2 separate regions of the Mus musculus genome follow, and region 2 is linked to region 1. A link is a contact called in ENCODE Hi-C or POLR2A ChIA-PET data. All regions are on one chromosome and are shown on one strand. The core of a region is the stretch at or near the end of the contact, and the rest is flanking DNA. Distances in the headings are between cores, read along the strand shown. Region 1 holds the start of Rasgrf1 (RAS protein-specific guanine nucleotide-releasing factor 1). Region 2 holds the start of Zic1 (zinc finger protein of the cerebellum 1).

Region 1 (2,700 bases), core at 167-2,666:
GCACGTGCCCCTCCCATTTCAATGGCAAACTAGCGCGTCTCTGACGTCTAGGCCCGCTGCAGATCGCGGCCTAGCCCTTTAGCCTTGCTTTTTGGACAACGCCACAAGCGAATGAACGAGTGAGCGCAGCGCTACCGCGGCGACTGCAGCGGCCGCTGCGGCGCAAGGGGCGGGGGAGGAAAGAAGAACCCACTTGTCCCACTGCTTCGCAGCAGCCCTGGCCCTGGCCTCCGCGCATTTCAGCGTTTGTTTGTAAACCCTGGGGTTTGTTAGCCTGGCCAGAGCCAGCTGAAGCACATCATCACTAGATCACACAAAATAACGACTCCCCAGCCCCCCACCCCCACCCCAATTCCCTAACTCGGCCAGGCTAGCGCAGATTATAATTCTCCCCTAGCTGCGTGAGACAGGGGACCGCGACGCTTCGACGTCTGTCTCACCCTTTCCAAGCCTAAGTGTAAGGAATTTCACATTTCGGGCAGAAGATGGGGACTATCAAGGATGGGGGTGAGGGTGGGGGTTGGGATGGGGCTAGGGGCACCATTTTAAGTCGGACGGTGATGAAATTCCTTGCCCGAGTAGGTCCTTTGGACCCCATCTTCATCTCTATCTCCAAGTTTCAGGCTTCCTGTCCCCGCCACCACCAACACCCCCCCCCCGCCACTCCTACGGGGTTTACCCTGCCAAGGGCGGTCGCAGCTGGTAGCGGCGCCCTACCCGCAGTCCCTGCCTCCTCTGCCCGCACTAGGGTCACCCTCCCAATTTGGTCCAGCCGGTCCTTCCCGCGAAAGATGCTGAGACGCCCTGAATTCTTAGAGGAGAGGGTCAAAGTTCTGTCCCCAAAGCTGGATGGAAGGCCCTGAACCCTCAAAGGCCTTAGCAGGGGCGCGGGAGGTCGGGACGCGGCGCTCCCTCACCTGTTTCTCGCCGGACTCCTTGGAGGAGGTCCCTCGCTTGGGGGAGGGCGCGCGTTTACAGATACTTCCCTCGAGCAGGTAGAGCCCCGAGGGCCGAGGGCTGGAGTCGCTTTCGAAGTAGAAAAGCAGGTTCTGGAGCAGGGCAAACCACTTGGTTTGCCATTTTGGGTTGTCCGCACTCCTCTTGCTCAGGTAGCCTTTGCGCGTGCCGTCCTTCTGTGCCAGCAGTCCCAGGGTCACGACGTGGCCATCGTTAAGCCGGATGGCTTTCTGCATGATGCTAGAAGGCCTGAGAGACTGCTACGCACTTACATCTCAGAGAGGCATCCGAATGCCCCTCGTCGGTGCGCGCTCTGCCGTTCTCTGGCGCTCTCTGAATCGCTCCCTCGCTCTCCCTCGCGCGCGCTCTCTCTCTCTCTCTCGCTCCCCCGCCCTCCCTCGCTCTCTCACACCCCGCCCCCTTCAAGATCTACACTTTGAGATCGGGCGCCGTGCTCGCTCCTAGCTGGACCCTTCCTGGCTGGAACCTCTTCTCTCCGCAGAGCCGCGGGGGCCCCTGGGGATGTTGCACGACCCTCCCTCAGCTAACTGAGGGGAGGGCGGTCTGCGCGAGGGCTGGGGGCAGCAGGCGGAGTCATATGACGCCAATCCCTCGAAGAGCCCGTTTCAGCAGCGCGGACAGGGACACACGCACGCAGCCCCGCCGAGGCGCAGAGCCGCACGCAGGCTGCACCTTGGCGCCTCCTCCCCTCCCCGGACACACACACGCAAACACACGCACACACGCAAACACACACATACACACACACACACACACACACACACACACACACACACGCACGCACACGCACACATACACGCCTACCCCTCCCTCCTTGTTTTCCTCTTCTCTACTTCGGGTGTTCTAAGCCAAATCAGATCAATTTTCGTTCAAGCCAATGGCACCCCGGAGGCTCGCCTCCTCGGAGTTTGTGTTCTTTGCGCCCCGCCGCGGCGCACCTTAGACCTAGGGTCGGCCCCATTTGTCGTTTTTCTCTCCTACAGCTTTCTCTCACCTTCTTTCCCTACTTTATTTTTCTAATTCAAGGTGGATGGAGGAAGGTGGATAGTAAAAGGGATGCACTAGTTTGTTCATAACCGTTCGAGTCTGTTTTTTTTTCTCTATTCCTCGCGGCTTCGCCGGCGACACGAGAATAAAAGGGGTGAACTTGGGTGGGAAGAGGTGACCGCTCCATTTTGAGCATTGCCATAATAACCGGTGTCACCCCATAAACCCCAAGGTCTGGCTGGCAAGCCACTGGTGGGAGTTTTCAGCAAATATCCCAGAAGCCTGAAGGCGGGCTTCAAACACAGGCGCCTGGGACCATGGGAGCCTTCACATAGCTGCGCTGGCGCAATGATACCTTAATGATAGATTTTCCGTTCTTATTTTTAGCTTCAATTCGCCTACACAGTTACACGGCATTTATTCGAGAACGTCACAGCGCCCGCATGCTGCACCGGCAGAGCGCGCGGGCTGCCGGGCCAGCCGGGTTCTGGTGCGGGGAGCGCGCATCGCCGTCTGCCGCAGAGGGCAGCGGCCTCGTTGAAACCGGGAACGGCGCCCGGCGCTGACAGTTTGCAGCCGGGACGGGTGTCCTCGCAGCTCTCTGGAGAGAGAAAAACACACACACACACACACACAAAACAACACCATCTTTCCTCACAGAACCGCGAGAGCCCTTCCCCCTTTAGAAACACACACACACACACACACACACACACACACACACACACACACACA
Region 2 (2,700 bases), core at 196-2,695, 1.5 Mb before region 1:
ACTGGAAAAGGTTTGAATGTCACAAAATTTACATTGGTCCTATCTACCGGGGATTTAAATACCAAAAAAGTATTCCGGGATCTCTAGGGAGCTTTGGGAGATCCAGAGGAACAATGGCGCGTTGGGAAATTTACAGTTTTACCTGAATGAAAGGGACTGGGATGGGAATGGGAGGGCAGAGTGAGCGAGTTGGGGGTGGGAGCAAGCCACACAACGGACCAGACCGGAGGGGAAAAAAAAGGAAAAAAAAATGAGGGGAGAGGGAGATCGGCAACAAGGTTTCCAAACTGCCATTAAAAACAGAAAACAAAACCCAATCCGACAAACCTCAGGAACCAGGAAAAGTTTAAGAGATCCATCCACCTGTGTTTGGGGGTGAGTGGGCATGCAGGAAGGAAGTCTGCAAAACTGAGGCTGTGAAAGACACCAAGAAATCACGTTTCTAGGAAAGAGCTTGCCCTCGCGCTCCCGAATCTTAAATTATAAACAGGAGAGAGGCCCGTCAAAAAGGAAGCAAACTTCAAAAGAAGCAAATAACAAAAGCTTCCTTTGCTGCCCGGGGGGGGGGGGGGGGGGGGGAGGGTGGAGAAGGGGAGGGAGGGAGAAAAGAAAGTTGCTGAGTCCGGACATTCTGGAAGTGCCTTTGGGGTGTTTCTCGGCTGGTCCCCCCCCAACTGCTGCTCTCGGAGACGCCGGGGGTCTCCAGTCTTTAAACGCTCTGCAGAGGTTTGAAGGAGAGTGGCTCAGGGATGGGGAGGCAAGGGGGGAGGGGAGTGGGGAGGGAAAGAAACAGAGGGAGGGGAGAAAGGGGGACATTAGAAGGAGGGAGAGGAAAGTGTGTGGCGGGGAGGGGGGAGAACATAGAACAAGAAGCAAAACCTAGAGAAGGAGGGGTAGGAGGCAGCGAGGAAGGGGAGGGAGGGAATGAGGGAGGGAGGGAGGAAGGTAAGGAGAGGGGGAGAGACAGGGAGAGGAGGGAGAGAGAGAGAGAGAGAGAGAGAGAGAGAGAGAGAGAGAGAGAGAGAGAGAGAGAGAGAGAGAGAGGAGAGGAGAAGAGAAGAGAAGAGAAGAGAAGAGAAGATGAGAGGGAAAAGAAATCGTGGCATTTTTTTCCTTCCGTGAGAAGAGGGGGAAAAAATTTGCTAGGGGGGAAAAAAAAGTTGCTACTCCTGGCAGCCCTGTTAGTCAAAAGGGGATGTCAAGCGCTTTACAATACCTGGGATTGATGAGGCGGGCGGGCCAATGAGCAGCGCGCGGCGCCACCGCGCGCCCTTCGTTGGCGCGGCGGCCCCGGGCGGGGTGTGTGGGGGGATTGCCGCCTCACCAATCCTCGCCCGCGTCGGTCGCACGTGACCCCTCCCCCTGCTCCCATTCATCAGGGGGGGGGGGGGACGACGACGGTGTCGTCCTTTCAATTCATTTATCTGCAGGAATGATTGCTGCTATCAGTCTCGCGCTCACCGCCCGGCTGAGGAGGTGAAAGTTTCTCCCCAGGAAGATAAACCGCAAAAGACAATATTGTGCATGATTTGCGCCTTTTCTTTTCTTTTTTCTCCCCCTCCTTTTTTTTTTTTTTTCAAAAAGCAGAGAGGGGGAAAAAGGGAGAGTTGAAGGATCGAGGAGGAGAGCCTGAGAGAGAGAGAGAGAGAGAGAGAGAGAGAGAGAGAAGAGAGAGAGAGAGAGAGAGAGAGAGAGAGAGAGAGAGAGTGAGAGAGAGAGAGACTGAGACTAGTGGAGAAGTGAGGAGGGGCGCGCTGCGCGAGGAGACAGGGCGAGCAGTGGCGGCTCTGGCGTTCACATTCCTCTATGCCACAAATCCGGGAAGAAGTTTTATTGGGGGGCTGAGATGTTCTATGCCTTTCCCCGGGCAGCCTTGATTCGAGGCCCTCTCGGCAGAGACTGAGCGGCGAGAAAGTGAGAGCCCGGCCCGCGCGGTTCGAGCGGCTGGCGCTGGAGCCCGCCTTCTACCGGCCGGCAGTCATCTCTCTTGCCTGCCTTTGGCCGGGCGGGTGCCGGCTAGCGCCTGGCCGTTGCCTGCTGGCTGAGACTTCGTTAGGTGGGTCGACTCCCCCTCCCTCCTCCTCTTCTTCCTCCTCTTCCTCCGCCTCCCGTTCCTCCTCCTCCTGATCTTCCCTCCTTGGCGGGCGAGGGTGGGGGGGGGCGGGGGAGGCCGGGGCTTGCCCCGTGCAGCCACGATGCTCCTGGACGCCGGACCCCAGTATCCCGCGATTGGTGTGACCACCTTTGGTGCATCCCGGCACCACTCGGCGGGCGACGTGGCCGAGAGAGACGTGGGCCTGGGTATCAACCCGTTCGCCGACGGCATGGGCGCCTTCAAGCTCAACCCCAGTTCGCACGAACTGGCCTCGGCTGGCCAGACAGCCTTCACGTCGCAGGCTCCGGGCTACGCCGCTGCTGCGGCCCTGGGCCACCATCACCACCCCGGCCACGTCGGCTCCTACTCCAGCGCTGCTTTCAATTCTACCCGGGACTTTCTGTTCCGCAACCGGGGCTTCGGCGACGCGGCGGCGGCAGCTAGCGCCCAGCACAGTCTCTTCGCTGCTTCGGCCGGCGGCTTTGGGGGCCCACACGGCCATACGGACGCCGCGGGCCACCTCCTTTTTTCTGGGCTTCACGAGCAGGCGGCTGGCCACGCTTCGCCCAACGTGGTTAACGGGCAGATGCGGCTAGGTTTCTCCG

What was found. Hi-C counts contacts between places; a loop is a spot of excess contacts on that map. ChIA-PET counts read pairs that join two places held with the same protein, here RNA polymerase II (POLR2A).
Region 2: a map of ES-E14 shows a loop between it and region 1 (4-fold over the local background). The contact joins the promoter of Zic1 here to the promoter of Rasgrf1 in region 1. A Hi-C loop is called at or near these places in 1 of 37 maps with a recorded cell type or tissue (ES-E14). POLR2A ChIA-PET finds 5 or more read pairs at or near these places in 1 of 5 experiments (embryonic stem cell).

What each region holds. Positions count from the first base shown.
Region 1 is chr9:89,908,491-89,911,190 of GRCm38, reverse strand. It overlaps Rasgrf1 (RAS protein-specific guanine nucleotide-releasing factor 1), which reads right to left and starts at 1,416. Exons shown (of 27, transcript NM_011245.2): 1 at 918-1,416. The coding sequence starts at 1,193.
Region 2 is chr9:91,364,513-91,367,212 of GRCm38, reverse strand. It overlaps Zic1 (zinc finger protein of the cerebellum 1), which reads left to right and starts at 1,445. Exons shown (of 3, transcript NM_009573.4): 1 at 1,445-2,700. The coding sequence starts at 2,196. It also overlaps a transcript of Zic4 not described here.